Regions from separate parts of the Homo sapiens genome. Here region 2 is linked to region 1. Evidence: chromatin loops called from intact Hi-C (ENCODE). Cell type or tissue: heart right ventricle. All regions are shown on one strand. Links, peaks and the distances in the headings refer to the core of each region. The heading gives the core; the rest is flanking DNA.

The links. Peaks named below come from ENCODE experiments on the same cell type or tissue, not always from the same donor. Only the 100,000 strongest peaks of a DNase experiment are listed, where the experiment ranks them.
Region 2: it touches region 1 in a loop (2.1-fold over the local background); 3 of 110 quality-filtered maps call a loop at or near these places.

What each region holds. Positions count from the first base shown.
Region 1 is chr11:112,449,711-112,460,241 of GRCh38, reverse strand. No RefSeq gene overlaps it. Among named protein-coding and RNA genes, the nearest start is that of LINC02763, 27 kb to the left of the region's middle. In heart right ventricle, for the core only: a CTCF peak has its summit at 5,833 (motif pointing right); no DNase peak of the experiment used is centred there.
Region 2 is chr11:112,316,774-112,327,304 of GRCh38, reverse strand. The region is part of intron 2 of LINC02762 (long intergenic non-protein coding RNA 2762); the gene reads right to left. Among named protein-coding and RNA genes, the nearest start is that of LINC02762, 51 kb to the right of the region's middle. In heart right ventricle, for the core only: no CTCF peak of the experiment used is centred there; a DNase peak (open chromatin) is centred at 6,454; H3K27ac peaks cover 1,263 bases.

The DNA of each region.
Region 1 (10,531 bases), core at 1,373-9,372:
TAAAAGATAGATTACTTCAACATAGCAGTAGTTGCACTAATAGCCAACTTCTTAGCAGCAACGACAACAGCCAGGAGCCAAAACAGTATCTCCAACGTTCCAATGTACTGAAAGGAAACAACTGCCAATCAGAAATTCTATTCCTGGCCTCTATATCTATATCTATATCTATATCTATATCTATATCTATATCTATATCTATATCTATCTATAGATATATATAGGGGATATTTTATATATATAATATGTAATTTATATATAATTATATAAAATATAATTTTATATACCATATATTAATAACATGTTACATATTAATCATATAAGTCCTGTTATATATAATTAATATATACTAAAATTATATATATATAATTTTTTCAAAAATGAGAGTGAAATAAAGACATTTTCAGACCAACAATATCTGACAATTCACTATCAGCAGACCCTAGCCAATGGGAATTCTAAAGGATGTACTTCAGGTAGAAAGTAATCCTATATAAGTCTGAGATAAAAGAAGAAATAAGGAACTAAGAACATAGTGAATATTTGGATAAATCTAAATATTGGCTATATAAAACAGTTTTATTAAATGCTTCAAGGCATAAGAAGCAAAGAACTAAAATGTATGACAACAGTAATGTATAAGCCAGGAAAACTTAAAATAATCTAAGGTGCTTGTATTTACCAGAGGGAGACTTAAAAAATCAATTTCCTTCAGACTTTGATAAGTTAAGTACACACATAGTAATTTTTCAGGTAACCACCAAATGAATAGAAACAGAATAAATATTTCCAAACTGGCCAAAAAAAATTGAAATGATTATCTAAAATACTCCTTAAGTCCAAATAAACGCAATAAAGTAATGTAAAAGAAACAGAAAAGGTTGAACAAATGGAAACCACAAAATAAGGTGGTAGATTTAAAATGAAAACATATGGGCAACTGCCTTAAATCTAAATGAACTGAACACTCAAATAAAAAAACAAAGATCGTCATGCTGGATTAAATAAAAACCATGTCATATCATTCCAATAGGAAGCACGTCAAAACCATAAGGATACAGAAAGTGAAAGTAAAAGTTCGTATTTATATAGGTATTTGCTTAATAATTATTCAATAAACTGAACATATGTATTTTATGCATTTTTAATTATTTGTGTTTTTTTAATTGACAAATGAAAATTGTATTTATGGTGTACAACATGATGTTTTGATGTGTATATACATTTTGGAATGTCTACATCAGACTAATTAACACATATATAATCTCACTTTTGTGATGAAAACATTTAAAAATCTACTCTCTTAGTAATTTTCTGGTATACAATACATTTTTACATGTTTTATATCACAATGAAAACTTTTTAAAGTACACGTTTCAATGTTTCTAATACTTAAAAGTAATTGGTAACATAATTTAAAATAGAATATGTCTTCCAAGTCACTGAATAATATCAAAAGACATAAAACACATTCCATATAGCTTTAGATAGAAAACAAAGAAAAAGCAAAGAAGCATAAAAATGAGAAGCATAAAATAGGTGGCAAATAAAAAAATAAATCAATCACTAAATAAATATAAAGAGTTTAACTACCCTAATAAAACTATTCTCCAATTGTGCAACAAACTCAAATCTTACAATAGCTTGACTGTGAGAAATAGACATAAAGCAAAATAGCAAAAAATGGTGTGAAATAAAAGAATGAATAACGATTTTTCAGGCAAATGCGAAATAGTACAGCACAGAGTGGCAATGTTAAATTCTGGAAAGGTTTTATTCAAGCAAAATGCATTCAACGAAACATAAAATGTCACTTTACATTTATAAAAGTTATAATCCACAATGAAAATATACTATTCACAAATTTTTATATGTCAAATAACTCAGCAAATAAAAGCAAAAATTGTTGGAAACACATGGGAAAATTGATATATATAATTGTCATGGAACACTAAGCCACCCACTCTTTCTTGATAGATTAAGAAAAGAAAAATAAGTAAAGATATAGAGGATTTGAAGAATAAAATTAATGGAATTGAATTAATAAAAATACATCAAACAATGTACCCTACAATCACTAAATACACCTTCTTTTCATGTGCTCATGAAACATTTACAAAAGTTGATACTGAGCTACAAAGAAAGCTTCATAAGTTCCTAAATGCATACATTGTATAAGCAACATTCCCTGACAACATAACAAAACTAGTAATTCATAACAAAAGTTTTTAGGTGGAAAATATGGAAATTTAAACACTTCCTAAATTAAATATCCCAAAGAGAAAAAATCCAAAGTAAATAGAGATACACAGATTTATGTATAAAGTGTTATTTGTATCAGTGGAAAATTTGAACTTGCTTAAAACTTGACAGCAGAGATATGGTCAAAAAATATTATAGTGCGTCTATTAGGCAGTTGATAGGAAGTTTTTCTAAGAATTTTAATATGAGAAAAACTCATGCTATAATATTAAATAATATTAATTGGTTAAATATTTAATTTTAATGTTAAATATTTAATGGTTTAAAAATAATATATTTAAAATACCATAATAATTATTATAGATAACATCAAATATATGTACATATATGTGTGACACAGAATAGAGCCTAGAAGGAAACACAGTAAGATCCTGATCCAGTAGATATTGGTGGGTTAGAGCAGCCATCCCCAACCTTTTTGGCACCAGGGACCGGTTACATGAAGACAATTTTTCCACAGACCAAGGGTGCGGGGGATGGTTTCAGGGTGGAACTGTTCCACCTCAGATCATCAGGCATTAGTTTGACTCTCATAAGGAGCACACAACCTAGATCCCTCATACGTGCAGTTCATAATAGGGTTCTTGCTCCTATGAGAATCTAATGCCACCGTTGATCTGACAGGTGGAGCTCAGGTGGTAATGCTCACTGGACAGCCATTCATCTCCTGCTGTGCCGCCATGGCCCGAGGACTGGGGATCCCTGGGTTTGAGAATTACAGATGATTTCTGCTTGTATACTTGCTCCATTTTCTATTATAAATATGTATAACTTTTATAATTATATAAAATGATTGTGTAATTATTTTATATAGGATGTATTTTATATGTAGGGGGTATGATTGTGATAAAACAAAAGAAATAAAAGAGACTGGACCAAGAAAAGGGTGAATCTGCCGATGTTATTACTTGTGCATAACATTGGTGGGGGGAAATGAAGACACTCATTTCAAAGGTTAGTCATAAAGTTTACATGAAATAGCAATGTAAAGCATTTTGTCCACTGGCAAATTTAAAAATAGCTGGCTATCACTATTATCTGCTCCTTCATATTTTTTATCTCATTAGCTTACTGTTCTGCATTCTAGGTGAATCCCTCAGTATAATCTTTTGATTCACTAATTCTCTCTTCAACTTATTCAAAATATTTTTTATTCATGGGCTTTCTATTTAATTCTTTTTTATAGTGGTTTGTATTTCATTTCTGCCTTTCTGTTTTAAATATCCTTGTACTTTTAGTGGTTAGTATATCATTCTTTATTTCTTTAAAGATCATAAGTAGACTTATTTTAAAATCATTTTCACATTGCTCTAATAGTCTCATTTTATCTAAAGTGATCTCACTGACCATGTGTTTTTGTTGTTGGCTGTGTCTCCATATCGCTCTCCCTTGTGTGTTTTAGAATTTTTGTTTGCAGGCTCATTTTCAGAGGAAGCTTTTTCTTTCTTTCCCTTGTACTCACTTGCTCACTCTTATTCTTGCTCTATAACTTCCTCCCACTCTTGAAATATTTCAGGTGCCCTCCAGCCAGACTGTAGGGCCCCTAGAACAGAATCCATCATCTATCGATCATTCTTGACCTGCCATGTTACTGGGATCACAGGTCCTGGCACTGCCCTAGTATGTGGCTTCTTTCAGAGTCTAGCTGCAAGACTGTATCTGCTTCCTTCAACTTCACTTGTCTTGCAACTCACTGTGAGGCCCTGGGGTGGTGGTCCAGCCCACAGACTGGGGAGCCATACACCTTGGTGTTAACCCTTGCTCTGTACTTACTCGCTGTCTGGTTTAAGGCAATAAACATAACAATCTTTCTTTGTCTTATCTCTAAAATGATGATAGTAATTGAATCTACCTCATAGCACTGTGAGAATTAAGAACATTAATCCAAACAAGAAGCTTAGAATACTGCATGACACATAGCAAATGCTCAATATGTATTAGATCAAATTCCAACAAGCTGGCCCTGGCAACAACTCCTTTTGGCCCCTTTCCCAGACAGGAAAACCCTACCCTAGCCCCTTCCTATAAGCAGCAAACCAAACTCTAGTCTACTCTCTTTTGTGGGAGCACTGTGTCTCCCTTTACCCGCCAAGAAATGAACTCTTGGCTGCCTAAACCTGCTACTAGTCCTGGAGCCCAGTGGACCTCCAGCAGCAGCCATGTGACTGTTTTGTGTGTGTTTCTGTACCATTTCTAGCCACAGAAGTTGTACTTTGTTTTTGAGCATGGCTACTTCTTCTACATTGTCTCTTTTCTACTTGTATCTATCACCTTAGAATGGAAAGGAGTTTGACTGTGGCTAGACTCCTGCAATGGATTTGCGGTGCCATTTTGACTCTTCTGCAGACTCTGATGTTGGCCCCACTGAGCCGTGCTGCCTGACCCAGCACAATATCACTCCCTCCGATGACATAGGAGCAGATCTTCCAGAGGAGGTGAATCAAGGTTTTTCTCCTCTAATTAGGGACTTTTTTAAGCTGACAGGTTTGACTCTGGTCGATGATAGCTGATCCAACACAAGCTCAGCTAATTAGACACATTTCATCCTGAAGAAAAAGGTTTCTGTCTCCATTCCCTGCCTTCCCACCCAACTTCTGTCAGGGTCCTATCTGAGCCCCTTCAGAGAAGTTGGAACCAGTGTGATGTAGTGTTGGGGCATCCCAAACTGACTGACCATCAGCCATCTCTGTTTCTAAAAATACAACACCCCAAGCTCTCTCCCCCTAAGTTATGAATCAGTAGGCCTGGAATGGGACCTGAATTTTTCTTTAAGTTCAAAATCTAAATGGCCCACTACATACCTATTAGAATGGCTAAAATCAGTAAGACTGACCATACCAAGTGTTGTGGGGATGTAGAGCAACTGGAACCAGCACACATTGCTGACAGGAATGTAAAAGTTAAACATACAGCTACTATATGACCTATCCATGTCACGCCCAGGTATTTACACAAGAGAAATGAAAATGAAAGCACAAAAAGTTGTACATGAATGTTCATGGCAGCTTTACTTGTAGTGGTCCAAAACTGCAAACAACCCAAATATCCAACAACAGGTGAATGATTAATCGAATAGAGACAGAGCCATACAATGGACTCGATACAACTCAGCAATAAGAACGAATGAACATGTAACAGCATGGATGAATCTCAAAATAATTATGCTGACTAAAAGAAGCCAGATTCCTCCCCACAAACAACTATATATTATAGTTTATATGAAACTCGAGAAAATGCAAACTTAACCAGTAGTGACAAAAAGCAGATCATTTGTTGCCTGGGGAGAGAGTGGGGCAGTACGGAGCAGCGGGGGGAGAGATAACAAAGGGGAACAGTGAAACTTTGGTGGGTGACAGGTGAGTTCATTATCTTGATGGTGGTGACAGTTTCCCAGGTATATATCTATGTCAAAACATATCAAATTCCACATATTTTAAATATGTGCAGTTTATTATATATCAATTTTTAAAGATCTAAATGGCCTGCCAGGGAGGCGTTGGCCTGATCTTAATGAGAAGCCACTGGACTGAAGTCATCCACCATGCATCACCTCATGCACCACCCCCATCTCCCTCCAGGTGGCACCAATCCCAGTTGTGTGCTTTAAGCTCCACCATGGTTGGCCTCAAGTGACCCTTGAATTAGCTATTTAGACAAAGATTTAAAACAAACATAGACTTAAAAATAAATTTACACTATATATATATTTTGAGATAGGATCTTGCTGTGTGCCCAGGCTGGAGCGCAGTGGAACAATCATGGTTCACTGTAGCCTTGACCTCCTGGGCTCAAGCTATCCTCCTGCCCCAGCCTCCAGAGTAGCTGGGACTACAGGCAGGTGCCACCATGCCAGGTTAGTTTTTATGTTTCTTTGGTAGAGACAGGGTCTTGCTATGTTGCCCAGGCTACTCTTGAACTCCTGGGTTCAAGTGATCTGCCCATGTAGGCCTCTCAAAGCACTGGGATTATAGGCATGAGCCGCTGCACCTGGCCTGATTTTGGCTTTCTCTTTTAACTCCTTGACATAGGTAGCTGGTAACCAAGTACTTTGGAGAAAATAATCTCTTGCACCCACAGCATTTATTAACCACCTACAGGGAGAGCACAGGGCTAGGTTTGCTGGAGTAGAGGGGCCAAGGGGAAGGAGACTAAGTAAAAGTGATAATAGCACAACTCTGCCCCCAGAGGTCATGTATCATAATGGCTAGGAGTTTGGGCTCAGCATTCCAACAGCTAAATCAGTATCTTGGTGGCAGTAAGAAAAACGGCACATTAAAGAACTGAATTTTTCACTTTTCAAATAGTTAGATTGTATCAAATGGACACACAGAAATTGGCCCCAAAACCTAAATTAGTGTGATATTCTCTAGGAGAATAAATAGAATAGTAGGCTGGGTGCAGTGGCTCACGCCCATAATCCCAACACATTGGGAGGCCAAGGCAGGAGGATTGCTTAAGCCCAGGAGTTCAAGACCAGCCTGAGCAATATAGGGAAACCTCATCTCTACTAAAAATAAAAAAAAATTAGCCACATGCCTATAGTCCCAGCTACTCTGGAGGCCGAGATGGGAGGATCACTTGAGCCTGGGAGGATGAGGCTGCGGTGAGCCATGATTGCACTCTAGCCTGGGTGACAGAGATTCTATGTCAAAAAAAAAAAAAAAGATTAAATGAAACTATAATATCATCCTGCAGACTAAAGCCCACTGCCTGGTTGGGGCTGGGGGTATGAAGAGGCCCCTTCACAGGGAGACTATAGAAGAAAGTACATGGAGGGCATTTGATGTGAGAGAGAGGAAGCTGCAGAGAGTAGGCCTGAGAGAAGCCTTGTGTATTTACACAGGAGAGACGCATGATCAGATAGATGTTCCTGAAAAATAAATGGAGAAGATGGATTGGATTGGGGTGAGACTGAATTCCAGAAGATGATTATGATGCTTTTGCAATCAGCCAAAACAGTTGATGAAGCACTGACCCTCAGGGAAGAAAAATTAATCATGTGGAAATGAAAAACAACTTAATGTGATTAGCTTTTCTGGATTCCTTTTAAGGGACAAATGGAAATTAAATTCATCAGATATTTTAGTTAAAAACAAGTAACAAATTGTATTCAATAAATACAGAGATATTTTAAGTATACTTAAAACTGAAAATATGATCAATTCAGGAAGAAGGAGCAGGAAGCGGAGGAGGAATAAGACAGAGGATAGGAAACAGATAAAAAGGAAGTAAGCTGCTAAAAGAAGATCACAAAGAGGAAAAGTCAAATCATAGAAATTGGAATTGTTCCTAGGAGTAATAAGGGAGTAAGGTATTAAAAGTTTTTAAGCAGAGAAATGACATGGGCTGTGTTTTGGTTCCATCAGTCTGTTGCTTATGCAGAAGATATATTTGAAGGAACAAGACCAGAGGTAGGGATAGCACCACGCTAGCACCACGGGCAGATAAAAGAAGATGAGAATTTGAACCAAAACATTGAGATTAAGAATGGAGAGAAGGATGTAGGCTTGAAAACTGTTCAGAAGATAAATTTGATAGGACTTGATGATATATTGAGTAAGGAATATACTAACCTGTCAATCATAGTACCTGCTATGCTAGCTTCCCCTGTGACAGATAAATGTCCAGTCTAGACCATTCAGGGGCAAACTGGAGTGGTCATATTTCATCTCACGTTAACCTCTCCTCCTGTTACAGGTGCTTGGAGTGGAATGGGAACCTGATGTAAGGGAAGCTGACAAGTACCCTGCAATGTGACCTAGATCCCAGAGACCCAAAAGATTGAACATACAGAAAACAGTCTATGAAGAGGAGGAGAAGAGGCCCAAATGAGATCAAGTTGAGGCTATGTGAAGGAGGAAGTAGGGTTGGAATCATGAGAGGCCATACCAAGCCAAAGTTATGAAGATAATCTATGATGTAGGGAAAGATACAGGATGTGGGAAAATAATAAGAAAAATAATGTCAGGGGTGAATATGGCAGAGATGTTGGAGTCACATCAATGGCCAGGAAGCTCCACAAACTGCAAGTCCTGAGGTTTCTTGAGCTGTCTTGGGTCTACTTGTACTTTTTATGAGGCCTGATTCACTGCCATTAGACCTCTGTCTTCCTTTCTGCCCAAATAGGCTCCTGTTACTTGGGCTAAATTGACCATGCCTCTGTTCCTGGGCAATCTAAAAATATAACTAGATTATGGAGGGTGAGAAGAAAGAGGATTCAATAATGGATGACTCCCAGGTTTCTAGCTTGGATGAACAGGCAAATACAATTCATCAATTGCAACAGAAAATCCAAGAGCAGCACCAAGATTAGAAAGACGGATGACATGTTTATCCTTGGGCATCTTGAATTTGAGATGACTGTAGGCCTTTCAGTTAGCGACGGCAAGCAGAGTTTGCTTTAGAGTTGAAATTTGGGCAAGAGGTCTGGAGATTGCCCAAAGGCAATGGATGGAGGATGGAGATTTCATTCACATCAGCATTTGGTTAGTAACTAAAATGGTGATTGCGGATGAGGTCAACCACAAGTGTGTACAGTGAGAAATGCAGAGGTCTCAGGTTGAAACCCTAGGGGAACACCAATATTTCAGTGGCAGATGGAAAAGGGGAGTCCCAAATGAGTCACAGAAGGATTGTTTGGAGATATAGAGGTATACAGGGGGCACTGGGAAAACACAGCATACAGAGGCCAAAAGAATCGATAGTTTCCAGGAGGACACAATACAAAGTATCAAATGCAATAGGGAAGTTCATGAGGCAAAAACTAAAGAGAGTCCCCTGTGTTTGGAAATCAAGAAACTATAGAAAAAGTACTTTCAATTAAGAGGTAAGGATGGAAGATTGAAATAAATTGCAGCAAGTTCAGGGCTTCCAAAATGTCACAGGAAGGGCTAATGATCAAAGTAGCAGAACCAGTATCTTAAGAGACCTCCTCCTTTATAAACTCTAAACTAGAGGGGGAAATGTGTGTATGTTTCAAAAAACAAGATTACATTTTTCTGTGAAAATGGAGTTGAACTGCAGTGGACTAGAGTCATGAGGTCAACAGGGCAACAGGACCATAAATGTGGCTGCTGAGATTTTAATCCTATGGAAGAATAGAAACCAAACACACCTAAAAGGCAGCAGAGAACTAGAGGCTGACTGCCTTCCTGCATAAAGCTAAGAACTAGGACTGAGTTCCTCATCTAATGGTGGACGCTTGTATTGTGGTTGAAATGAGTTACATTTTTCATATAAAGTAGGTAATGAGGGGAAAAAAGTTTAAAAACTAAAAGGATAGAAACAGTCATGCCAACTATCAGTTAAACACAGCTGTTTAAACGTGTAAATAGATCTCTTCTCGCTCCCAGTACACCACTGAAATGAGAATAAAGAATTACAAGTGCTATAAACCCACATGGACAAAGAGAATGGAAGGTGAGTGATAACACTAGCTGATGGATGATAAGGAGAAGGGGTGGTATTCACAGACCTGAGAACGCTGAGTAGCAAGTGTGTGCCAGTGCCAAACCATGGGACAGGACACTGGATGTCTCCATGCTCTATAGCACCATGAGCTACAGAGGGCAGGGGTGGACCTGGGGGATGGAAAAGATGAACTAAAAGTGAAAAAGTAGATCCCGGAGTACCTCTTGCAAAGCTGAGCAACAACCCTTTCTCAATCCAGCAGGAGATAGGTGGTTCATTCTGTGGTTACACTAACCAAAAAGGCTCCATATTGAAGGAGACCAGGCCAACAAAAGAGTGACAGACAGATGCCTAATGAAAATCAGGATTTGAGGAAAGTGAGACTCGCAGCCTCCTTTCATTTCTTAGCTCCAAGTTATAATCCTATGTGAATAGATTCCAAATTGGTAGATTATTCTCCGGGGAAGCTGAATGTCCCAAGAGAACAGACCTACAGACATGGATATTTGTGGGTTTCTAAATAAACCAGCAAGTTCCCTGCTCGACCACCTCACAGTGAAGCACCACCCATAATGGAGATCCAAGTGCCTTGCTCTTAAATAGGAAAGGTCAACCAAGGACACCAAAACCTTTTAAGAAAATCCGCAGAATAAAAAAGGAGACCAAACCAACCAGAAAATGAAAATAGAGACAATCGAAAGAGGAGGAGAAAATTTTTTTAACTGTAATATTCTCTGAGAAATAAGAGAAGATTATATTCATGACAGAAGAACAGACAAAAATAGGTTGTTATAAAAAGGAACATTCAGAGAATAATTAAAAGGTCTTGAAATTTTTAAAAACTGTAGTAACTGAAATA
Region 2 (10,531 bases), core at 1,763-9,762, 130 kb after region 1:
ACAAACCACTGCTCAAGGAAATAAGAGAGGACACAAACGAATGGAAGAACATTCCATGCTCATGAATAGGAAGAATCAATATCATGAAAATGGCCATTCTGCCCAAGGTAATTTATAGATTCAATGCTATCCCCATCAAGCTACCATGGACTTTCTTCATAGAATTAGAAAAAACTACTTTAAAGTTCATATGGAACCAAAAAAGCCCACATAGCCAAAACAATTATAAGCAAAAAGAACAAAGCTAGAGGCATCACACTATCTGACTTCAAACTATACTACAAGACTACAGAAAACAAAACAGCATGATACTGGTACCAAAACAGATATATAGACCAATGGAACAGAATAGAGGCCTCAGAAATAACACCACACATCTACAATCATCTTATCTTTGACAAACCTGACAAAATAAGCAACAGGGAAAGGATTCTCTATTTACTAAATGGGGTTGGGAAAACTGGCTAGCCATAGTATGGCTATGTAGAAAGTATGGCCTATGTAGAAAGCTGAAACTAGATCCCTTCCTTACACTGTATAAAACATTAACTCAAGATGGATTAAAGACTTAAATGTAAAACCTAAAACCATAAAAACCCTAGAAGAAAACCTAGGCAATACCATTCAGGACATAGGCATGGACAAAGACTTCATGACTGAAACACAAAAAACAATGGCAACAAAAGCCAAAATAGACAAATGGGATCTAATTAAACTAAAGAGCTTCTGCGCAGCAAAAGAAACTGTCATCACAAAGACAAAAACCACATGATTATCTCAATAGATGCAGAAAAAGCCTTTGACAAAATTCAACAACGCTTCATGCTAAAAACTCTCAATAAATTAGGTATTGATGGGACGTATTTCAAAATAATAAGAGCTATCTATGACAAACCCACAGCCAATATCATACTGAATGGGCAAAAACTGGAAGCATTCCCTTTGAAAACTGGCACAAGACAGGGATGCCCTCTCTCACCACTCCTATTCAACATAGTGTTGGAAGTTCTGGCCAGGGCAATTAGGCAGGAGAAGGAAATAAAGGGTATTCAATTAGGAAAAGAGGAAGTCAAACTGTCCCTGTTTGCAGACGACATGACTGTATATGTAGAAAACCCCATTGTCTCAGCCCAAAATCTCCTTAAGCTGATAAGCAACATCAGCAAAGTTTCAGGATATAAAATCAATGTACAAAAATCACAAGCATTCTTATACACCAACAACAGACAAACAGAGAGCCAAATCATGAGTGAACTCCCATTCACAATTGCTTCAAAGAGAATAAAATACCTAAGAATCCAACTTACAAGGGATGTGAAGGACCTCTTCAAGGAGAACTACAAACCACTGCTCAAGGAAATAAAAGAGGATACAAACAAATGGAAGAACATTCCATGCTCATGGGTAGGAAGAATCAATATCATGAAAATGGCCATACTGCCCAAGGTAATTTACAGATTCAATGCCATCCCCATCAAGCTACCAATGACTTTCTTCACAGAATTGGAAAAAACTACTTTAAAGTTCATATGGAACCAAAAAAGAGCCCGCATCGCCAAGTCAATCCTAAGCCAAAAGAACAAAGCTGGAGGCATCACACTACCTGACTTCAAACTATACTACAAGGCTACAGTAACCAAAACAGCATGGTACTGGTACCAAAACAGAGATATAGATCAATGGAACAGAACAGAGCCCTCAGAAATAATGCCGCATATCTACAACTATCTGATCTTTGACAAACCTGACAAAAACAAGCAATGGGGAAAGGATTCCCTATTTAATAAATGGTGCTGGGAAAACTGGCTAGCCATATGTAGAAAACTGAAACTGGATCCCTTCCTTACACCTTATACAAAAATCAATTCAAGATGGATTAAAGACTTAAACGTTAGACCTAAAACCATAAAAACCCTAGAAGAAAACCTAGGCATTACCATTCAGGACATAGGCATGGGCAAGGACTTCATGTCTAAAACACCAAAAGCAATGGCATCAAAAGACAAAATTGACAAATGGGATCTAATTAAACTAAAGAGCTTCTGCACAGCAAAAGAAACTACCATCAGAGTGAACAGGCAACCTACAAAATGGGAGAAAATTTTCACAACCTACTCATCTGACAAAGGGCTAATATCCAGAATCTACAATGAACTCAAACAAATTTACAAGAAAAAAAAAACAACCCCATCAAAAAGTGGGCGAAGGATATGAACAGACACTTCTCAAAAGAAGACATTTATGCAGCCAAAAAACACATGAAAAAATGCTCATCATCACTGCCCATCAGAGAAATGCAAATCAAAACCACAATGAGATACCATCTCACACCAGTTAGAATGGCAATCATTAAAAAGTCAGGAAACAACAGGTGCTGGAGAGGATGTGGAGAAATAGGAACACTTTTACACTGTTGGTGGGACTGTAAACTAGTTCAACCATTGTGGAAGTCAGTGTGGCGATTCCTCAGGGATCTAGAACTGGAAATACCATTTGACCCAGCCATCCCATTACTGGGTATATACCCAAAGGACTATAAATCATGCTGCTATAAAGACACAGGCACACATATGTTTATTGCGGCATTATTCACAATAGCAAAGACTTGGAACCAACCCAAATGTCCAACAATGATAGACTGGATTAAGAAAATGTGGCACATATACACCCATGGAATACTATGCAGCCATAAAAAATGATGAGTTCATGTCCTTTGTAGGGACATGGATGAAATTGGAAATCATCATTCTCAGTAAACTATCGCAAGAACAAAAAACCAAACACCGCATATTCTCACTCATAGGTGGGAACTGAACAATGAGATCACATGGACACAGGAAGGGGAATATCACACTCTGGGGACTGCTGTGGGGTAGGGGGAGGGGGGAGGGATAGCATCGGGAGATATACCTAATGCTAGATGACGAGTTAGTGGGTGCAGCGCACCAGCATGGCACATGTATACATATGTAACTAACCTGCACAATGTGCACATGTACCCTAAAACTTAAAGTATAATAAAAAAAATTAAAAAAAAAAAAAAGAAACTATCATCAGAGTGAACAGGCAGCCTACAGAATGGGAGAAAATTTTTGCAGTCTACCCGTCTTACAAAGGGCTAATATCCAGAATCTACAAAGAACTTAAACAAATTTACAAGAAAAAAGCAAACAACTCCATCAAAAAGTGGGCAAAGGATATGACCAGACACTTCTCAAAGAAGCCATCTATGCAGCCAACAGACATACGAAAAAATGCTCATCATCACTGATCATCAGAGAAATGCAAATCAAAACCACAATGAGGTACCATCTCACGCCAGTTAGAATAGCAATCATTAAAAAGTCAGGAAACAACAGATGCTGGAGAGGATGTGGAGAAACAGGAATGCTTTTACACTGTTGGTGGGAGTGTAAATTAGTTCAACCATTGTGAGAGACAGTGTGGTGATTCCTCAAGGATCTAGAACTAGAAATACCATTTGACCCAGCCATCCCATTACTGAGTATATACCCAAAGGATTATAAGTCATGCTACTATAAAGACACATGCACATGTATGTTTATTGTGGCACTATTCACAATAGCAAAGACTTGGAACCAACCCAAATGTCCATCAATGATAGACTGGATTAAGAAAATGTGGCACATATACACCATGGAATACTATGCAGCCATGAAAACGGATGAGTTCATGTCCTTTGCAGGGACATGGATAAAGCTGGAAACCATCTTTCTAAGCAAACTATCACAAGGACAGAAAACCAAACACCACATGTTCTCATTCATAGGTGGGAGTTGAACAAGGAAAACACATGGACACAGGGCAGGGAACATCACACACTGGGGCCTGTCAGGGGGGCTGGGGCCTGGGGGAGGGATAGCATTAGGAGAAATACCTAATGTAAATGACGAGTTGATGGGTGCAGCAAACCAATATGGCACATGTATACCTATGTAACAAACCTGCACGTTGTGCACATGTACCCTAGAACTTAAAGTATAATTTTTAAAAAGTGAGTACAATTCGCTAAGATACTTTGAGAGAAAGATCACATTCACGTAACTTTTATTACAGTATATTGATATAATTTTTTATTTTTATTATTTATTTATTTATTGTTAGTTACTATTGTTAGTCTCTTACTTGCCTAATTTATAAGCTAAAATTTATCATAGATATGTATGTATAGGGAAAAAAAACATTAAATATATAGGGTTTGCTACTATCCACGGTTTCACACTCCACTGGGGGTCTTGGAACACGTCCCTCTTGGAGAAGGGGGAATGACTCTATTATGGTCAGAGCATTCTCTCTATTGCAATAGTCCCTTCCTATCCCACCCCTTGAAATAATCCTTCCCATAAAATCCATTCTAAGTCCGGATTTGTTTATTTGACAATGGCCATGGATGACTCTAAGGAGCTCTTAGACTCAACAACTGTCTTCTAAAACTGATCTCCAGTCCTGGAAAGTGCCATGAGCCAAGCATCTGAGGGCAGGTAATACGGCCACACTTTAGTAAAGACATTTGTCAGGGCACTGCCACCGCCAGATGCTGTGATGACACCCATGGATGAATGCTAATTATCCTTTCTTTCACCTTTCTGTTTGCATCTTTGAAGTCCTGGCGTCAGATTCAAAGTCCTGGGTGGGAGTGCGTAATTGGACTGGCTCAAGTCCCATGCTTGTGTCCTGAGGTCAGGAGCCAGGACACAGAGAACCTCCCCCAAGTTGGTTTCTGAGGACAGAGGCAGGGCCCTGCCTCCCAGCAATATTACACGCAATGGGGAAGACAGCTTGATGTTAGGACATCCAAGGAAAACCAATAAATGTCTGCTATCTTTCTACCTAGATCCTAGATTTTTGTTTGTTTGTTTGCAGGGGCGAGGGGATGATTGTTGCTGTTTAAAAAGACTCCAAAACTTGCTGTCTCCATCAATAATGTTGGTATAAAGTCCACAAATAATGATGTGTGGCTAAGGCTTCACAGAGCAGTGTACGGTTTCACAGACGATACATCTCTCAAACTCCCATCCTCAAATTGCCCCCTGCCCACACCTTCGGCTTTGATTAATCAACCCAGATGCTGAGGCAAGAAGGGTTCTTCTTGCTGCCCTACATGGTCTCCAGCTCCTGACACTCTCCCCCTAAGCCTGAGCCACTTATCACTGAAGAGGATCCTGGGCCCCATGTGACAGGAGGAAGTGAAGGCGTCAGCATTAACCTGCTACCTGATTTTGCTGGGGCCTCTGCCAAATGCCTGTGGGGAGCTGCAATAAATTGTTGTGCAACATGCCAACGTAACAGCTGGTGACCAGCCATTAGGGTAATCCACTGAGCATGGGAATTTCAAAAACCTCTCAGCACACACAGAAAATGAGAGTTATTGCAAAACCAGGTGTTCCCGTCTAATTGCAGGAAGTGGTTTGAAATGTTAATCTGCTCCCACAAACAGCATTTTGCATGTGAGGAGTGTGGAAGAAAGACTCCCAGCCAAGGCTTAATAGAGGAGAGCAAATACTTTGTTCCCTCATTTATTTAATCCTTTGAGGTTGTTTCCAAGCTTTTGAGTCATAGAATCACAGAGAAATGTGGCTGGAATTGACCTTGAGGGCATCAGCTCTGTGCCCTGCCTTAGTGCACAGCAGTCAAACTGTGCCAACCTGGTCCTCCGCAAGGCGAGCCTATACTTCCTAGAAACCTGCCCCAATCTGCCTCTCGGATGACCTAGCAGCCAGACATGCCTCCCGTTAACCCAGGGACCGTCATTTTTGCAGTATCAGCCAAATGTACCTGTTGTGGGAAGCACTCAAACCTAGCCATTAAGAGAGAACTTCAGAGACAGACACAACTGGCTTTAACTTCTTGCTCTGTCCTTGCTGGCTGTGTGACTTGGGCAAGTTTCTTCACCTCTCTGAGTTTCTCGAAGCCTCCATTTCTCCATCTTTTGAAACAGGGATAATGAATCTACCTCACAAAGAGAGGTTAGGATTAGCTCAGGTAATGTACGTAAAGCACTGAGCAAAGTCTGTGGTCATGGCAAGGACACAGTAAAATAGCTCTTATTATTATTTCATTGGATTAGCTAACTTCATTCATTTTCAGAAATCAAGGGATCTTCCTCGTGGCTACATACTTAAAGACAGCACAACTTTCCCACGAATCAATGCCTTCATCCTTTCCTCTCCAGGCTCTGTTACTGATGTTTAGGGCTTGCTGTCACTCGGCCTTTGCTGCTGCTTCCAGTTGATCTGCCATGGGTTTGCAACCCCATTCTTTGCCCCCACCTTCATAATCTGCTCTATCCTGTTTCTCGGGACCTGGGATGCTCTTTCTGCCCTCTCTGCCCTCCCAGACCTACGTATCTTCAAAGCCCAGCTCAAGTCCTGCCTTTTCCACAAAACTTCTTCTGGCTGCCCCAGCTTGTTCATTCAACAGCACATGCTGACTGAGTATTGGCACTAGGCCAGGCCTGTGCGTCCCTGCGGCTTGGGTGGAATGTGGACAGGACATACTCCATTCAGCCCTACCGAGCACTCCTTTCCCTGAACCACAGTGGCACATTACAGTTTATTCCCACCCATGTTCATGGCTGATGTGCACATTATTCTTGCCTTTTGGATGCTTAATTCTTTAAATAAATGATGCAAGGCAATGCTGTGGAAGAAAGGACACACACTGTGAGATCAAAGAGTCCTAGGTACGAATCCTAGCTCTGCCTCTTGCTGGCTGTGTGACCCTGGCGTGTACTTGGGCTCACTACAGGAAAAGATGTGGTATCCATGCAGAACCAATGCCCTGTCACAGTGTGAGGACCACTGGCTCCTGCTGGAACAAGGTGCAGACACTGTCTGACATCTTAGCATCATTGTCCCTTAGCTTTTGTCATTGTAGATCTGAAGAATACCCCAGCCACTCCAGACTGGATGCCAGGCAATGACTTCTCTCTCTCCTCGAAATCTATGCACAATATACAAGGAATAATGCCAGAGTCTTCTTTTTTCTAATCAGTTCACAAAATGGTTGAGCCAGCTTTTCTGCAGTTTTTTCCCCTTCTCTGCAAAGTTGTTTATGAACATATTTTTTAATTGTCTGAGAAACATATAACTTGTTATTCCAAAGCTAGGTTACTATAACTCTGACTTCTGCTTGGAGGAAGAAATTAGGAGAGAGCAAAATAAACTCCGAGTGCCCTTTCAAACAAATTCCACTGTTTCTGTGCAATATTATTTGAGCATCCTCAGAACAGTGAGAATGTGGCAGAGCCCTGCAAATCTCCCCCGGCCACAAGTGTACTCCCTCAGGATCTGCCATCTACCCAAATCACTTAGACACAGTAAAGGACAAAAGGACCTCCAGCCCCGCTTGTCATTGCCTCTTTGCCCCATGTTCTCTATTTGTGGCTTGCAGGGTGCTTTGGGGTAATGGCAATAAAATATACGATGAATTGATTTGCCTTCAATCCGAGAGTCTTTGTTCTATTTCCACTCTGAGTCTGACCAAAAAATGCACTTGAGTTCATTGAAAGGTGAGTAGACAAAGCAGATCACCCCCAAAATCCACCAAAATGATAATTTTTTTTTTAATTTTTTTGAGACACAGTCTCACTCTCTCACCCAGGCCAGAGTGCAGTGGTGCAATCTCAGCTCACTGTAACCTCCACATCCTAGGTTCAAGCAATTCTCCTGTCTCAGCTTCCCAAGTAGCTAGGCGTACAAGCACACGCCACCACACCTGGCTAATTTTTGTATTTTTATTAGAGACGGGGTTTTACTATGTTGGACAGGCTGGTCTTGAACTGGAATAGTTATATATAACTATTGAAGAAGAAATACAAGAAAGTATTCTAACATGGAAAGTAAAAAGACAAAAATTATATGAGGGAAAAAATTAGAGACACAGAAGATTAATTAGAGCCTATATCTATCTCATAGAAGTCGAGACAGAGAGAAAGAACCAAGAGAAAGGAAGGGAGAAAAGAATAAAATAAATATTTCAAGTCTCTATGCCAAAAGGCCCACCAAGTACTAAGCAGGATGATTCTCAAAAGACTCATACTTAGACATAAATATCCTCATGCGGTTTCAGTACATGGAAAAGGGAAAGTTTCTAAAACCACTGCAGGAAGCAATTTACCTACAAAAGATTGATAATCTTCTCAACGACAATTCTGGATGCTAGGAGACAGTGAAGTAATTCCTACAAAATTTTGAGTTAACTTATTTTGAACCCAGAAGCCACCCAAGGAAGAGGACAAAAATAAAGATATTTTCAGACCTGCCAAGACCCAGAAATTTTACCTGAAAAAAAAAGTTGCCTCAGGATATGCTCCAGAAAAGAAAACAAACAAAAAGGAAGCTTTGGAAATAAACAAGCACCAATCAAATGAGAACAAGCAAAGGCTATTTATTCAGAGCTTGCTCTAGCAAGAGAGTCAGCCACCATCCATTGCATTTTGGCAGAGACTCAAAAACAAGCAGAAAAATGGGAAAGCTGTATAGTGGAAAAAAGGAAAGGTTTCAGGTATGCCCTGACTGGAGGCTGTTGGCATGGGGAGGTTGCAGGTGGACTAACTAGAAGCTCGGCATCCCATAGGATTGATTACAGGTGCATATACAGCTCTCTCTGGTTGGTCCCAAATTGGAAGCAGAGACAAAAATTAGGGATGCTGTCAGATATTAATCAAGTCCTGGCTGTTGGAGGCCCATTGTTTCTGAGGTTATTGTTAGGCCTCTTGGGCTGGGTGCTGGAGACAGTGGTCTGACTTACTATCCATCTGACTTATAGATAATAAGCAGGCTTCTTGGGCTGGTTACTGTAGATAATGTTTTGGTTTCCTGGGATGGTTGCTGCAGCCTGTGAGTCAGTGTTTTGTTTTTTAATATGGTTTGGCTATTATCCATTTATTTATTCAGTCCCTCAAACCTAAGAAAGAAAGATATGGGACCTAGCAAATGGTAGAACTAAGGAGTGCATCAGAAAAGTTCAGGATGACACAGCTAGAAAGTCTGTTCCAAATTGGCCACTTTCCAAATAGAATGATTAAGAAGTTGGAAATTCTTAGTAACATGGTGAAGGCATGTCAACCAGAAAACAGACACACGCAATTATAAATTCCAGAATAAGACTCGTGTTCCAGATTGAAAATGAGTTATTATATTGAAGAATTGTTAGCATACAGCAAGATTCTGTTTACCTTGATGCTTGGAACAACCTCTTTTGAAGAGCAAAGATTACATCTGGACATAGGATTACATCTCCTCCATAAAGACAAACACTCTTCTGGTTCTGCAGCAAATAATCTTTACAAAATCACACTATTGTTAAAGCCATGTATTGATTTTCAATTTTCAGCATCAACTTACATATAAACAAAGCAAGAAAGGGTCTAGTTTTGGGTACAATATGAAATGTAAATGTTCTACACTTTGACAACATAAAAGTAAAGTTAGCGCTGACCAATATTGGGGGGAAGAGAAAGGAGGCAACATGGAGTTAATTTCCTTACATTACATGATAGAGAAACAAGACATACTAAGTTAATGAATCAAAGAATGATGGTTTAGGCACCTTGTTTTAAATTATAGAGGAAATACATAGAAGAATAAAAATATAACAAAAATTGGCAGGCAGAAGTTGGGGAGATACATGCCTCATCTATCATAGAGAGGAGTCAATAGCTACTACTTCATATTGATGAATCAAGAAATGCAAATATAAGCATATTATTTGAGTTATGAACAAAACCACCACCAATGCTTTCTCCCCTCAAGAAAGTTGAGTGAAGAACAGGACTAGCAATGGAGGTGAAGAGGAAGACTTATGTTTTATTTCATACCTTTCTGTACTATTTTAATGATTTTTCCCCAGGCGCATGTACTTAATATTCTTTTCTTTCTTTTAACTTTAAAAGAAGTCAGGATTCAGAGACAGCACTCCAGCACTCCCACAAAGTGAACTCATTTTTCTCTGTGCCCCAAAACAGCTTGGCTTTATCGTTTGACTTGGCCTCACCAAGTTTGTGTTTTCAGCTGCACTTTCTCAGACCTGCATTCTTGGGGACGTAGAAGAGACATTTAATGCATTTTTATTGCATAGATGAGAAGATAGTAATTCCTTCCTTGAATAAACATATTCAGAGCACATACCATGTGCACTGGAACACTGGGCACTGGAGACACCGAAGTGAACAAAACAAAGTCCCTGCCCTCATGGAAAGTGTTTATATTCTTGTGGGCAAGACAGACACCAAGCAAGGAAAACCTGCCCTTCCTTCACCTGCTGAGAGAAAAGCTAGAAAAACCCACGTCCACATCTCTGTTACCAGCTGCAAGACCCTGAGCCAATGACTAAACCTCTCGGAGCTTTTGTGTCCCCATCTGTAAATTGCAGATGACTGCCTTTCCGGGTCATCAGAAGAGTAAACATGGTTCCAGGCTCCCATTTTGAGTTACACAGACACAAATTGGAATTTTTAATAAACTAGAAAGGAAATATAAAATCAAGTTTCAACACTCTTTGGGTAAGA